Linked DNA regions of Mus musculus: region 1 is linked to region 2. Evidence: chromatin loops called from intact Hi-C (ENCODE). Cell type or tissue: gastrocnemius. All regions are shown on one strand. Each heading gives the region's core, and the rest is flanking DNA. Links, peaks and the distances in the headings are about the cores only.

Evidence for each region. Peaks named below come from ENCODE experiments on the same cell type or tissue, not always from the same donor. Only the 100,000 strongest peaks of a DNase experiment are listed, where the experiment ranks them.
Region 1: a loop joins it to region 2, with 2.1 times the contacts of the local background. A loop is called at or near these places in 4 of 42 quality-filtered maps.

The regions. Positions count from the first base shown.
Region 1 is chr7:81,740,927-81,749,263 of GRCm38, reverse strand. It overlaps the pseudogene Gm18806. Among named protein-coding and RNA genes, the nearest start is that of Gm42400, 14 kb to the right of the region's middle. In gastrocnemius, for the core only: a CTCF peak has its summit at 4,911 (motif pointing right); a DNase peak (open chromatin) is centred at 4,916.
Region 2 is chr7:81,536,103-81,544,439 of GRCm38, reverse strand. Fsd2 (fibronectin type III and SPRY domain containing 2) reads left to right here. Exons shown (of 13, transcript NM_172904.2): 10 at 2,267-2,400; 11 at 3,996-4,128; 12 at 7,133-7,309. Among named protein-coding and RNA genes, the nearest start is that of Mir1839, 10 kb to the right of the region's middle. In gastrocnemius, for the core only: no CTCF peak of the experiment used is centred there; DNase peaks (open chromatin) are centred at 2,129, 3,181, 4,634 and 6,151; H3K4me3 peaks cover 273 bases; H3K27ac peaks cover 5,263 bases.

The DNA.
Region 1 (8,337 bases), core at 259-8,258, 200 kb before region 2:
CTGTAAGTACCCACCTCCATTTCCCCATTCCTCACTACAGAGCACTTGCCCCCTGCTATTACCTTCTCTGTTGTTCTATCCACCCCTACAATGGCCTCTTTTCACTTTCCTGGTTTCTGCTATTACTCAAGATTATGTACTCACACCTGAAGATTTGGAGCTAGGAATCTCAGATGAGAGAGAACATGAGATACTTGTCTTCCTGGGTCTGGGTCACCTCACTCGATATGATCTTTCCTAGTTCCATCTATCTACATGAGGATTTCATGATTTTATATGTGCCACATTTTCATTATCCATTCATCAGTTGAAGGACACATAGGCTGTTTCCATTTCTTATCTATTATGAATAGAGCAGCAATGAACATGACAGAGCCAGTATCTGTGGAATAGGACCAACGTTCTTCATTCCTTAGGCATGTCTTGAGGGTGTACCTTGCACGACATCATGAAATTTTAATATCAACCATTTGACACAGAAACACTTCAGAAAGCATGTAGCGTGCAGCCTTCTTTAATTTACTTTGATGATACAGATTAATCTAGAAGTCAGGCGACTGAACAGCCCTCAAACTAGGAAATTCATTGCTGTATGAATATTTATGCTCCTTTCTAAAAGGTAAGTATCCCAAATTATTATTTATACACCTCTTGTCACCAATGCATGTCTCTACACATAAAATAAGTGAAGTGGGGAATTGGAAGACTGTTTTAAATTGTAGCTGTGCAGACATAGCAATCCTACTCCTCCACCCTCACGTCAATAATTTATGTGTCTGTTATATCAGCTTTAATTACTACTCTAGGGAAAATTAATTAAAACTATCCAGCAGAAAATAGTTTTCATTAGCTTTGGGAGTATTGATTTGATGGTTATTAAAATTTCATCAAAATTTAGTGCAGTGGTTTGAATGAGAATGCCTATATAGGCTCATGTTAAAATACTTGGTCCCTCATTGGTGGACTATTTGGGAAGGATTCGGAGGTGTGGCCTTCTTGCAGGAAGTGTGTCGCTGAGGATAGGCTTTGAACTTTCACAATCCCATATCATTCCCAGCGTGCCCTCTCTGCCTGCTGTTTACAGTTCAAGACATGAGCTCTCAGCTGTTCATGCCTTCATACCTTTGCCCCACCACCATGGACTCTGACCCTCTGGTACCATGAGCCCAATTAAACACTTTTGTAAGTTGCCTTGGTCATGGTGTTTTGTCAGAGCAATAATAAAGTAACTAAGACAAGTAGGTTAAGAAACAATATATCCAATTTGTCAGTGTATTTGGAATAAAAGATATGGCAAGTGAAAAACAATATCTAAAAACAATATTTAAACAACTGACAGTCTTTTTTCCCCCTTCCCCCTCTCACTCTCCCTTGCTCTGCCCCCTTGCTTCAGCCCACTCGCTCTGGCTCATAGGTTCTTTTTTTTTTTGTTTCTCATTACAGATGGTTGTGAGCCACCCTGTGGTTGCTGGGATTTGAACTCATGACCTCCAGAAGAACAATCAGTGCTCTTAACTGTTGAGCCATCTCACCAGCCTCAACAATTGATAATCTTTTAATAATTTACAATAATACTTTTCATAATCAAACATATTTAACACAAGACAAATGTCTTAGTTAATGGCATTAAATACTTTTATTTTTATTTATATGTATCTGAGTGTATGTACCCATGCACATGGATATCCATGGAGGCCAGAAGAGTTTGCTGGCTTCCCTTGCAGCTGGGGCTGAAGGTGGTGGGGAGCCATCTGACAAGAGTACTGAGAGCCAAGCTTAAGTCTTCTTCAAGAGCAGAAGTTATCTCTCTAGCCCTATCATTAAATACTTGAAGTAAAACTTTAGTTAGTTATGTCTGTTGGTGAGTATTAATTGGAAAAAAATGAAGTAATGGAAATTACACTACAACTAGTTTTCCTTTGGTGTCAGGAGAGACAATGTCAACTCAATGCTGTCATTTTTTAAAGAGCAGTAATAAGAATACTTCCAATTGAGGCTAGATAAGGCAGCCCAGTTAGGGAAAAGGGATCCAATGGCAGGTAACAGAGTCAGAGACAGCCCCTGCTCCAGTTCTTAGGAGCTCCACATGAAGACCTAGCTGTACATCTGTCGTATATGTGTACAGGCTCTATGTCCTTCCCATGATGGGGGGAGGGGAGGGGAGATGGAGGGAGTGGGAGGAGAGGAAGAGAAGAAGTCATGATCAGGATGCAAAGTAAATTAATTAATTAATGAAAAAAAGAATATTTCCTAGAGAGAATGAGAATATGATTAGCTGCCATGTCAGGAAAAATGTAGTTAAGACAGTCTACCATTCTACTTGTAATCTCAGTACAGTGTTAGGGGTGGTGGCTGAGGCAGGGGATTGCCATAAGTTCTAGAACAGCTTGGCAATAAAGTGAGTTAGAGGCCAGCCTTGGCTGCAGAACAAGACCCTCTCTGAAAACAAAACCGTTTTTAACCTGCTATAATGATTTGCCTAATTTTTATTGTAAGATTGGTCTTATTTACACTTGATAAGCAGCAGATACTCGATTTTTCTAGTTTTTTTTCTTTTGCAGGAATAAAAATTCAGGAACATGGATGTATCTTCACATTGTTATTACATGGTTTCTTGCTATTTTTAGTAACATTAATGAAGCTTAAAAATAAAGGAAACCTGGGAGACATGGGAACCCAGGATAATCTCTGCAAGGCAAGGCGGGAGTGGGCATTTAGTTCTACTTGTATTTCCTTCTTACATTGTTTGCAGCTTAGCTATCTTTGAAGAGCAAAGGAGGTGCGTGTGATGTCATAGTGTTAGCCTGGTAACAAACGTCAAGTTGCCAAACTTACCAGAAGACATCCTCAGGAAGTATTCAGATACCTAAGGACTATGAAGAAGACATTCCAAATATCCATGCAGTGTATATATTGTTATAACAAAGTCTTACAGCTAAAACCAAAGCTTTAAAGCTGATAGACATTCCAAGATGCTTTCAATTATATTTTATCTACCTCAGAAGTGTTCTTAAGCCAAAGATAGGAGATATTCAGAAAGTCTAGAATATTTTTGTAGTTTTTCTTTCTACATAACATTTCCATTAGGAACAATCTAATTCCAGTCCTGGTTATTTTTAATATAATAATATAAATCAACAGTCTTAAATATTTTTAATATTTTAAATATTTTTAAATATCAGTTTCACCCTAGAAACATATACAATAAAGGCATATCTCAGAATATATGCCTCAAATTTATATAACTGGATCTAACCAGTTAGCTTTTCTATTTAGTTTTCTAAAATAATAAATAATTTGAAACTTATAAAAACTAGAATAATTATGATATCTGTCTTAGTTTGGGTTTCTGTTGCTATGATAAACACCATGACCAAAGCAACTTGGTGAGGAAAGGGTTTCTTTCAGTTTACAGTTATAATCCGTCATCCAGGGAAGTCTGGGCTGGAAGCTGGAGGCAGGAACTGAAGCTAAGGCCATGAGAAGTGCCTCGTCATGGCTTGCTCTCAGCTTGCTTTCTTATACCATTAGTCCTATCTGCCTAGGAATGGCACCACCCATAGTAGGTAGGGCCCTTCAACATCAGTCATTAGTCAAGAAAATGGAAGCATTTTCTCAATTATGCTTCCCTCTTCCCAGATGTGTCTAAATCTGTATGGGAGTTGACAAAACCCAGCTAGTATAGTAGCATATAGGAAATCCTAATTTATAAAAGAAATTTATACAGTGTCATTATCTATATTATGCTACTACTATAAGTGAATGAACTCATACATTCACTCCAAAGTACCAATATTGAGATTTATGAAACATATATGTTGAGAAGACAAAAAATCCACAAGTACTAGAAAATGTCGGCAATATAACTTTTTTCTTAAATGACTAAAAATTCCTTTTATATTATATGATGAATTTTATTGGATCAAGAAGCTTTCAAATTTGCGATTCCATCTTATACCTGACAGAATAGCAACGATCAATAATACAAATTAACAGGTTATGTTGGTGAGGATGTGGAGCAAGGGGAACACCCCTCCATTGCTGGTGGGAGTGCAAACTTTATTAGCCATTATGGGAATCAATATAACAGTTTCTCAGAAAGTTGGGAATCCATCCACCCCAAGACCCAGCTATACCAACCACTCCTGGACATATACCCAAAGGATACCATGCCCTAAGGACACTTGTTCAACTATGTTCATAGCAGCCTTATTCATAATAGCCAGAAACTGGAAGCAACCCACATGTCCCTCAACTGAAGAATGGATAAAGAAAACGGGGTGCATTTACACAGTGGAGTACTATTTAGCTATTAGAAAACTTACGTTGTGAACTTTTCGGGCAAATGGATGGAACTAGAAAAAGTCATCCTGAGGGAGACTACCCAGACCCAGAAAGACCAACACGGGCTCTGCTCACTTATAAGTGGATATTAGCTGCTAAGTGAAGGAGAATCATGCTGCAGCCCACAGATCCAGAGGCTAAGTAACAAGAAGGGCTCTAAGGGGACACATGCATCTCACGCGACACAGAGATAGACTTTTTCCAGTGGCACGGGGGGGGGGGGGGGGAGGAACAGCAGATACCCGATTGGGAAGGGAGGGATGGAGAGAGAGAGCTGGGAGAGAAGCCTGGAATGGGGAGGCACTTAGAGGGTCATGTGGAAACCTAGTGCAGAGGAAACTCCCTGGAACCTCTGAGGGTGACCCTAGTGAGGCCTTACAGTAATGGAGAACATGGAGCCTGAAGCGGTCATCTTCTGTAACCAGGCAAGGATTCCAGTGGTGGGACTGGGACATACCACTTCAACCCATACAAAACCTTCAACCCAAAACCTGTCTTGCCTGCAAGTTGTGCTAAGGCATTGGTGACTCAGAGCTTGTGGGAGTGGCCAACCAATGACTGGCCTAACCAGGCCCAAACCAGGAGAGGGAGCCCACGCCTGACACATTCTCTTGACATTGTTATATGTGTTAGTGATTGAAATAGTCAATCGCTGTTCCACTCAACTGGAGGACTGAGTTTAAACCCCGCAGGCCAAATAAAATTGCTTCTAGTTGTAAAGAGAAGGCTGGCTTTTGTTATTGTCTTTAAAAACCCTGAAGTTTGTATGTCTGACGTGTGTACTATAAAAAATAGCACTAGATTTTTTGCAGAGTCTCATATTTGTGACAGAGTATGCTACCAAATGTTTCTGGTTAAAGCTTTTAGATTCTGTTTAAGAGCCCCAGAAACCATTTTGACTCATATTGCAGGCTAGACAAGTATGTCTTTATCAACATTTCGTCACTTAGTGCTGCTGTAACTTTTAGACAGCAGTAAGCTCTAGGTGGCGTCAGCATGTTCACTATCAGGTTTAATCAGCCGTGTTTGTTGCAACATATGTCATGATTATGATCGGTACCATAGCATCAATGGATGAGACACCACCTATAACTGGTTGGTTATTTTCTGGCACATAAACAAGAAAGGTAAACATAGTTTTAGCCAGACATTATGGCACATGCCTATAATCCCAAAAGTTGGAGAGTGGAGGCAAGAGGGTCAGAAGTTCCAGTCATCCTTTGCCATCGAGTGAATTTGAGGCCAGCCTGAGCTACATAAGACCCTGTTGCTCCCCCACCCTTCCCAAATCAGAAACACACATGCCAACTAACAAACCAAGACCCCAGGTAAATGATCACCATAGATCAAAGAAAGGTTCAGCATCCTGCCAGCTTCTGGGTAGAGACTGTCTCAGAGCTTCTGGTTTATAGCTACGTCCTTTGACAAGGACAAACAAGGAGTTTGTTGCATTAAAAGACTTAGAAATTCTTCCTCTGACATTAGATGCTTTCTTTCAGAGTTATTTTCATTAACCTAGGCTATCTCAGCCGTATATGAATCAACTTTTGCATTTCTGAATTCATCTAAAGCACTATTACAGATCATGGCTTTGGTGACACACAGCCTTTTCGTTTCTTTCGGAGGGGGATTAGCGGCGGCGTTGGGATCTCACTGCTAGATTCGCTGCCTCACTTCAGTGGATTTTTCCTGAGCTCCAGGAACTCAGGTAATTAAGCGATGACTCTTTCAATAGTGTGATGTTTGTTTGGGGGAATGCATGAATTTTGGCTTTGTGGACATTGGAATTGTGGTTAGCATCTCTACGATGCCAGTTGTTTTCTGATGATCAGACTGAGGCGCAGACTAACTGTGTTTTGCTCGGGTTCTGCACCGGTGGCTCTCCATCTCCCGCTGCTGTCAGACGCATTACAGGCTCGCCCAGCCCTGTAAGTACACCACTTTGGACATCACAACACTCACAGCTACTGAGGCTCTTTGTAGCATTTTCCTCTAATTCAAGAACTGCATCTTTTTCAGGAATATAGACTCCCATTCTGAGCACAGCTTTCTGAAAGATGTCCTTATTGTAACTTGTATAAAGAATTATAAATTCTTTCTACAAATTGTTTTGAAGATTGCTTGAATTCATAATCTGCCTCTGAAAGCAAACCTTCTTATAGCAAGGACTTTCTAATATACTAAATGGATCAATAAATTCCAAGCAAATGGTGCTTGGTAAGGAGTTTTTTTAATCGTCAGATGTAATTATCCAAGCAGGTTGATGTTAACAAAGTGGCACAAAATTACCAGTTAACTTGAAAATAGATTCTCTTTGAAGTCCACGTGGAAAATGGCAGCTTCATTTACCCTGAGGTGCGGCTCATCTGACTGAAGCTCTGATTTTCCTGTAAACACAATTTCAATTTAGGAGCTCTAGCTACCCCTTCGTGGGGCCTCTACGAGGAAACCAAAACCCCACCACCTCTCTGCCAAGTCCGTCTGACTTTAACCAGCCGTTGTCACGCACAGTGAGGGCTCACTCGTTTTCTTGTCTCCATATTTTCAGGACTGTCATCATTTTTGTGTGGGGTAGGAACCAGGTTCATTTTCATTCCTCTTACAAGGCATGCTAAACAGAAAATTCCAGAATGGCTTGTCACATTTCCCTTACATTACCCTGCCTCCTGCCACCAACAAGCAGCCATTTCCTTGCCCAATGGAATTTAAATTACCATATGTTTTGTTTTTAGGTTTTTTTAAAAAGCAAAATTGTAAAATAGAAAATCCTATGAAAATGATCCACCAGGTCATTTCTGGTTGTTAAGAGATATTCTGTTTATCTTTAAAAGACCTCTCTTTGTTTTATTCTGTTTTAGTATTTTTATGAATTTGAAATTTTCATACAATGTATTGTAATCATTCCTACCTCAGCTCCCTCCTGCATGTGTCCCAGATCCACCAGCCAGCGGAGTCCCCACTTTATGTTCATGGGCTCTAACTGGTGCCACCCATACACTCCTGGGGTGGGGCTGTTGACTGGAGTGTGGCCAATCCACAAAAACATTGGATAATCCTCTTTTTTAAACTTAATTTTATTTTATTTTACTTATTATATGTAAGTACACTGTAGCTGTCTTCAGATCTCATTATGGATGGTTGTGAGCCACCATGTGGTTGCTGGGATTTGATCTCAGGACCTCCGGAAGAGCAGTCAGTGCTCTTAACTGCTGAGTCATCTCACCAGCCCCCTGGATAATCCTCTTAAAGGACATTGACTCTCCCTCCTCTAGAAGGCATCAGCTGTCCACAGCTCCTCAGTTGAGATGAGGTCATGAACTTCGTGCTTGGTCATGTTGATTGGCCTGATCTTGCGCAGGTCTTAGGCAGGCTACCATAGAGTTTCAGGAATTCATCTTTGCAATATAATACATAAAATTGAACTCCTTAGCTATTCTTACACGCAGTTCAGTGACATTAAACATTTCACATTGTACAACCATCATTTTCAGAACTTTTTTACTTTCTTCCTGAATTGAAACTCTGTGCCAGTGGAACACTAACTTCCCATCTCCCTTTTTCCCTAACCTTTTACAACCAGAATTCTGTTTTCTCTTCCTATGAATCTGACCATCCTTGGCATCTCTATTAAGTGGACTCATTTTTTAGTTTCCTTTTGGTGACTGTCTTAGTTCATGTCAACATGATTTCTTTAAGAATCATTCACACTGTAGCATGTATCAGCACACCTTTCCTTTTTAAAAGTTAAATAACATTTCATTGTGGGCTTATGCTATGTTTCTATGTTTTACTTAACTTGGGCTGTCTCTGCAGGTTATGTAGACACAGGTAACCATTTGAGTCCTTACTATTAAAGTTTATGGGCTTATACCTAAACTTGGAAATTCTGGGTCAAATGGTAAATTTATTATAGATAAATGAATGAATGAATGAATGAATGTTTTAAAAAACAGGAAAGAAGCTGAGTGGTAGCAGCATGTGCCTTTATTGCCA
Region 2 (8,337 bases), core at 32-8,031:
AAGCCCAGTATGGGTCTGAGACCCTGCCTAAAAAAAAAAAAAAAAAAATTCCGGGCTGGAGAGATGGCTCAGTGATTAAGAGCACTGACTGTTCTTCCGAAGGTCCTGAGTTCAATTCCCAGCAACCACATGGTGGCTCACAACCATCCATAATGAGATCTGACACCCTCTTCTGGTGCATCTGAAGACAGCTACAGTGTACTTAAATATAATAATAAATAAATCTAAAAAAAAAAATTCCTTTCCATTCATGTACCAAGAATCAATCACTGAGAGCCTTCTGGTATTAGAGAAGTAGGCAGATAACATTTGTTGCCATACAGAGCTCATAATGCAGGGAGGAGAATAAGCACAGGCAAACCAATACACTACACAGAACACACAACTCAGGGAGGAACGTAATGCAGAGAAAGGGAGTGGGGCAGGGCCTGTTTTGTGATAGCTGTTTAATCTAAGACCAGGGTGGGAGGACTAAGCCTGAGCAGGGCAAGAGTGAGTCAGATATATGTTCTGGGGAGAGGGGAAAAGCTTCCTGGGCATGGCCTTGGGGACAGGAGTGGGCTGGATACTCTGCAGGAACTGGAGCTAATGTGATTAAAATTAGGGCATTACAGATGAAGGGTCCAGGAATGACAAAGGAGACTCGATGTACAGTGTACAAAGCATACAGAATACTGCCTGGAGCCTTCTCCACCAGTCTGAGAGTGAGAGGCCTTCACAAGTCTGTGAGGAATTGGACGTGGTGGCCACCAGGGCCTATAGGTCCCAGGAGTCTACCACATAGCACCACAAGAGGAAGCGTGGCTGCTCAGGCTTAGAGCCAGGCAGTCAGACCTGAAGCTTACAGGTCAAGGACTCCGGGAGTCCAGGGTAGCTCTGCTGGGGACTGCGGGAAGGCACTGAGCTGGGTCATGAGAATGGAAAAGGCCTTTGAGGCCGTTAGAGAGGCTGATGTAAGCCAACCAGGAGCCTGTGAAGAAGGAACGCTGTGAACTTACTGTGGACTCTGGATGGGACAGAGTGCAGAATGCTCTTCCCACAGGGGACCTTCTACAAAGAATCGCGTTAACTATGGTGAGCGAATGTACTTGGATGCAGAGACATGGAGAGGAAGCCCTGGCATGTCCATATTATCTCTGTGGGAATGGCAAAGGCCTAGGAGAAATATTGTTGGCTCTTCTTATATGCCCAAGGATGATAAAACATAGCATCTCCCTCGCTCGCTACACTTGCATCTGCTTAAGCTAACTGCAAACGTCACCTCATGTTTTGTTTGCTTAATAAGAACGAGACGTGCTTTGTTTGCACTACTTGAGCTCAGACGTTCAGAGTCCCCTGGTTATCCCACATAGATCATTGGCATTTTCCTTCAATCCACAGAGACTTATCCCTGCTGGCCGGGTCTGGTTGAGAGCCTTAGAGCCTATCATGTATTCTATGTATCTGTTCTTGCCGAGATCTGTGTGCCTATAGCCACAGCAAAGCTGGAGATAGAAGTCTGGGGAGGGGTCCAGTGATTCGGACCACCCTAGCAACTCAGGTTTCCTTTGCTGTTTATAATAACCTGGGATTGGGCCAATCCATAATGCTGGAGCCCTCGGAAGACAGGTTAGCAGCTTGGGTGATCTGAGGTGCTGTTTACTCTCATAGAACAAACTGAATCACGTGTCCCATCACTGAAGGAAAGGCTCGTCCCGCTTCAGACCTCAGCTTGCCTCTCTTCCCGCACAGACCGCAGGTTCCCTGGGAATAGGGATTATATCGGGTTTCCCAGGGTGTATAGCATCTGGGATGGAAGGAGCTTGGTTAATCTACTGAAGTGAACAAGCAGAAGTGTCTCTCTGGCCCAGAGCTGCAGCCTCCAAGATGACATCCTGTTCTCATGTCTGTACATGGGCACCATCCTGAAGACTTTGGTTGTCCATTTCAGTTGAATGGAAATGGGGTTGACAGCCACAGAAATCCAGATGGTGTAATGAGCTTGTATTCCCGTACAGTCCAACTGAAATGATCTGGATCATTCTCTGTGACAGTTGCTCCAGTAGTCACATTGAGCACAGTGTTGGGTGCTTGGGGAACCTGGCTGAGGAGCTCGGAAGGGAGCCAGCCAGACACAGACTGGCAAGCAAGCTGTGAGCTGTGGGCGACCTGCCCAGGGATCTGAGCGTCTTGGCTGAGTTGCTGTGGGTCAGAGGACAGTGGGTGTAAAAAGGGTGGCTGATGCCTGGGCTCCTGCTCACAGTTGCTCTGCTTCTTCTGTGCATAGATCTGTCGTAGGCATCCCAACCTGTGAATCCCTGATACAGCTGCAGCCTAGACACAGCTATACCATCTATGTGCGAGCCCTCAACGTGGGAGGCACCAGTGCCAGAAGTGAGCCTGCTACAGTGCACACCACAGGTCTGTAAGCCAGCCACACTCTTGGGACTCAAAATTAGCTCTCCATGTCCCTCAAGTACCAGAGGCTATCCCACTGGATCTGGGTGGCCTGTTTTTGTTGTTGTTGTTGTTGTTTGTTTGTTTGTTTTTTGAGACAGGGTTTCTCTGTGTAGCCCTGGCTGTCCTGGAACTCACTTTGTAGACCAGGCTGACCTCGAACTCAGAAATCGACCTGCCTCTGCCTCCCAAGTTGCTGGGATTAAAGGCGTGTGCCACCACTGCCCAGCAGCCTGTGTATTTCTTACTTCATGGGTTGTTTGGCTTTGTTTTTTGAGATGGGATTTTGCTTTGTGTCTCAGGCTGGTCTCGAATTTAATATGTAGTCAAGCTGACCTGGAGCTCAAGGTGATCCTTCTGCCTCAGCCTCTCCAGTGCTGGGCATTACAGGTGTGAGCCAGAACACCTGCTTTGGAAGACGGTTTTACCACATTCCCAAGAACTCCAAATAGCCAGGCTCCTGCTCCTTCTGTAAGAAGGAGCCCCTCCCCTGTTAGAAGCCAACTGAGTCTCCACTGTTCAACCTCCTCCCGACTTCCATGCTCTGTCTGACCATCCTGGGTGCTGACATCCCGTCCCATGTGCCTTCACTATGTCAGAGAACTGGCATGTCCCAGGTCCAAGTCCTAAGTAAGCAGAGACCTCATTAGAAACATCCATTGCCAAGCCCAGCCCAGCTGACCCATCCCCTGCAATGCTCTGCTAAAAATCTCCCAGAGCAATCCAGTTCAAGCCAGCTGAGTGGGTGGCCTCCAGGTGAGCGGCAGAAGCAGAGAGGCCAGCCAGTGTTTGGGAACAAATGTCCCTTCCTGAGCTCTTTCACTGAAACACTCTGAGCCTCTGTCCCTGTTCCCATTGGCAGGAGGTTAGGTCTGTGACTGGCACATTCATATTCCAGCCTCACAGATGGGAAGAGCAAGCTGGGTGTTTTGAAATTAAAGCTGCTTGCTCTGAAAAACAAACTGAACAACACTGAGAGCAGAAAACAAAGGCATAGCCAGCTCTGTTCAGAGCCTCTTTCAGAGGCTGAGGCAGGAGAATTGTTACAAGTTTAAGGGCTGCTTATGGGACAAAGTGGTTGCAGTATGAGACCCTGTTTAAAGAGCAATAACAAAAAGCAAATCCCCTCAATATGGTTTTTCCTTGGCAAGGTTAGAAATTCTTACTCAGGTCCAAACACTCAGAGCCTGCAAATTAAAAACCTGGTGTCTGGGATCAGAGAGGTGAGTTGCTCAGTCTGACTTCTATCATCTACTTCTTAACCACCTGAGCCTCAGTTTCCTCATCTACAAAATGGGGACAGTACCATCCCTATCTAGGTACAGTCATAAGGGCTAAGGGAGAGAAGATATACAGATTGCATGGCACTAATTGTACAAGTCCTGCCCCCACCCGCAATAGTGGCCACCCTATTCACAGGTTGGTCATGACTCTGCCAGGGGCAGGGGTTCTGTGCATCCATGGGGAAGAAGCCACATGCTTGGGTAATACTCTTAGACCATGCAGGGAAAGTCCTGCAATAACAGGTTGGGGTTTCTCGATGTTCCCTCTCCCCACAGGAAGCTACTTCCAATTGAACAAAGACACCTGCCATCCCTGGCTGACCATTTCTGAAGATGGGTTTACGGTAGTTCGAAGTGAGAAGAAAAGTTTCAGAAAGGAGCTGCCGCCGAGCAAGACGCAATTTACCAGGTATCTGACTGCCTCTCCCTGACCCCCATGGAGCATTTGGGAAACGTAGCTAATGCCCAGAAGAGGAGAAGACTGTGGTGGCCTCTGCCCAGGGAAGTCCCAGGCTGTGGGCACTATGGGATATAGCCAGACTATCAGGTCACATAACACAGGGATAGACACCAGGCACTGAGTGAGCACTTTCTCCTGTTGCTGTGACATTTCCCCCTTAGTCCAGTGGTTCTCAGTCTATGAGTTGAGACCTTTGGCAGTCAAATAACCCTTCCACAGGAGTCACCTAAGACCATCACAAAACACATGTTATGATTCATAACAGTAGCAAAATTTTAGTTATGAAGTAGTAACAAAAATGTTTATGGTTGAGGGTCACCACAACATGAGGAACTGTATTAAAGGGTCACAGTATTAGGAAGGCTGAGAACCACTGCCTTAAGTCTTGTCTTCTCCAAGGAGAGAATTTGGTCAAGAGACACAGTGCTGGCAGAAGTTCATTTGTGAAAACAGGGCCTGGCTGCAGAGCTGGAGGGAATGGCCCCAGCACAGTGGATTCTTTTGAAGCTTCTTAATGAGTTATATGAATATTTATGAGGCAGGCGGCAAGTTTCTGAGGGAAAGGTGACCCTTCCCCTCCCACATCATGGTGGACCAGATCTCTGTTTAGACGATTCAAAACCAGCTGCTCTACTGATTCAGATATTTTGTTAGCCCACATGTGTGACAGTTGGGCAAACATCCTGGCTACTTAGTTTCTGGTGTAACTGGAAGAAATAACTCCAGCTCAAAGATGTTTGCCATTCTGCCCTCCAGGAAACTGAGCACCAGTTCTCATGGTTCCTCACGGCTAGTTGTTTGCTCGCCCCATCACCCTCACACCAACGATCACATCACCAAAGCAGCAGGCAGGATAGGTATTCCAGATCGAAAAGTGGCACGGAAAACTGTCTTTGCACTTACACAAGACCAGAGGGCAGGTTACCATTCGGGCTGTCTCTCTGTCGAGCTTGCTAGCTCCTTCCAGAGCTCAGTACATTATGCTGAGATATTAACTTATATTTTTCATCTTTTTTCAAGGAGTTATAAGAGGCTTAAAATAAGGGCTACTGTATAATAGAGAGAAAAACAAAAGCAACAAAAGGAAAGGGACAGATTAACTCCCAAGGCTGAATCAATTTCCACGCTTAAAACAGTAAACATAGCCTCTCTACTTCCCAGGAGTCAGGGGGAAGCTAAGAGTTCAGAGGATCTGCTGATGAAGAAAGTGGCTTTCCTGTCGTGGGCGGCAGCTGGAGACACAGCCCTTATGCTGCCAGCTATCCCAGCCCACGAAGGCCTTTACTTAGGTGAAGTCCTGTAATCAATCACAGACAATTTCAGATTAAGTCAGTGTTAGGTTAATGCTTTTCTGTAGATTAAGCGTGGGTGGAGAGGCAGGTGGAGGATTAAGAACAGAACAGTTGTATGTATTTAAGGAGGTGCAGGTGCTCTCAAGCGAGTCTAGCATAAGTGGGGTTTTAGTTTAAGAGTCTCATGTAGCTATGGGTGAGCCGGAATGTCCCATCTTCATGCCTGTTTCCTAAACCCGGGGATGATGGGTGGCTTGCCAGCACACCTGACTATGGAAAATGCTTTTTGATCATCTTTATTTTTTGCATTCTGCTTCTTGAGACATGGGAGAATTTAAGAGCCATTGTCTTGGCTCTGGGAGGAGGTCCAGCTGAGTTAGCCCCATTTTAATCTCCAGTTTTAGTGGATCTGAAATGGCTGTGCTGTGTACAAGGGTGGAGGGGGAGGTATTGTCCCTGCCCTCCCCTTGGACTCTTCAAGCAGGTACTCGTCAGACATGCCTACAAAAGAGGAGGCAGAGGAACACAGGCATCCTTGGAGCCTCACCTAGTGTGCTTTCCATTGTGGTCACCACAACCAAGGGCAGCTTGGAGAGGAAAGGTGCCTTTATACCCTCCACCTGCATCCATTAGTTCCAAGCAAGCATGTATTGCAAGTGGCATTTCCCAATTGGCTGTCACTGTCTGCATCATCAGTCTCTAGGCTCTCAGGCAGGCTTCAGTTTGGCCTTCATGTGGAAGTTTCCTATGTGAATGTGAGGCCCCACTTGCTGTTTACCTACATTTATGTGGAAGTGGCCACCACCCCAGCAGTGGGTTCCTCGTAGCTAGCACAGGAATCATGAACTGGATGTTCACTTTGGAGGTTCTGGTGTGATCCAACTTGCAAGAGAAACCTTCCTCCATGGAAATACCTGAGCCACCAGCGGTGGTTCCCAGAGGAGGGCTCGGGGTTGGTGTTGATGACAGGGAAGGAATGTGCTATCATGCTTTTGAGTCACCCTCTGGATTTTTTTCCCCCAAAAATGTTTCCTATCATTCTCACTATTACTATGTGTGCTGTGCATGTGTGCACAGACACACATGTGCTGTGGCATGTCGGTGGTGGGGTGGTGTGGGGGACTCTCTCCTAACACTTCCCGTGGGATCTCGGGGTGCGACTCAGGTTGCCAGGCTTGTCCAGCAAACATGTTTTGCACCAGCCCAACCTCTGGAGTCTTGTCACCCCTAGCATAAATGGTACCTCAGAGATCCTTCTGGCCAGTGACGAACTTCAAGCATATGGTGCCTTGACTGTGGTGCTTAGGTGCTCAGTCCTTCCCATCTTACAGTGTATCTACCTTCAGTACCAGAAATGCCTTAGCCATTTTAAAGACACAACAGAACCTGTTCTGTAGGTTTTACTGTTACTTCATTCCATGTTTCATACCAGGCGATGCAATCTTCCAATCTTCAGCATCAGCTATGCTTGGAGCACCACCGTGAAGCATGTCCCCACCTTTTGATAGAGCCCAGAGTCTTATGCATGCTACACAAGAACTCTAACACCCCAGCCCAGCCCAGCCCAGCCCAGCCCAGCCCAGCCCAGCCCAGCCCAGCCCAGCCCAGCCCAGCCCAGCCCAGCCCAGCCCAGCCTGTGCTTCTACCCTTTCTAAACCCAGGTGTGTTGCTGTCATGGGGAATCTGATTCCGGTCCGAGGGCGCCATTACTGGGAAGTGGAGGTGGCTGAGCATTTGGACTACACTGTGGGTGTGGCCTGTGAAGATGTCCCTAAGCAGGAAGACCTGGGAGCAAACTCCTTGTCCTGGTGCATGAGGCATACATTTGTTTCCAAAAGGTAAAGTCACCTCTACCCACCTGGATACCCACAGCAAGGATTCGAAAGACGAAAGAGAGGTTTTCCTGACAGTAATCAAGACACACACATTTGTTTAGAAAAAACTCAGGTATGTCAAGAGTTGTTGCCACCCACTTCACCTGAAAGAGAAAGAGCATCTAAAGCTCGCCATGTGCTCTTCAGGTACCAACAGCGTCCCCCTTGAGTCAGGGGCTTAACTGTGTAGCCCTGGCTAGCCTGGAATGCATTATGTAGACCGAGCTGGCCTCAAGACTCACAGAGATTCATCTGCTTCTGTCTGCCAAGCTTTGGGATTAAAGGCAAGTCCCACCAGGCCTGGCCCATACGGTCCTGTACGTTTATAAATAAAGGCTGCCCTCACAGTAGCTGGATCATCCACCCACTTGTGGTCAGAGCTTGGCTTCCAACCCAGGCAGTTTGGCTCCAGCAGTATAGGTCTTAAGCTCCTGTATTCCATCCTCAGAGCTGCTGTGGAAGCCATTCCATCTTAAGGCAGTGTGGCCAAGGGTTCCCATGACCATAGCTTGTCACGGAGCACTACATAGACTAGATACATGGAGGATAAAAAATCCCAGAGTCCTGGCCAATGCCCAAAATGCTTAGATTTACAAGGCCATGGCAACCACCTTCCTTTACTTGAAGACTTTCAAAACAAAGCACGCAGGCAGGCGTGTCCCTCAAGGCCCCTACCTCTTACAAGATGTAGCCTCTGGCCAGCAGTGGTGGTGCACGCCTTCAATCCCAGCATTGGGAGGCAGAGGCAGGTGGATTTCTGAGTTTGAGGCCAGCCTGGTCTACAGAGTGAGCTAGTTTTAGGACAGCCAGGGCTACACAGAGAAACCCTGTCTTGAAAAACTTAAAAAAAAAAAAAATCATGTCTGAACATTAAGAGAACAGTAGCTTTCCCCGAGAGAGGGAGCAGATTAGACTGGACTCTGCTAACCATGAGAACCATTTTAGGAATGAAAGAGCCGCTCTCAGTGAAGCCAGGTACTTAATCTGAACCG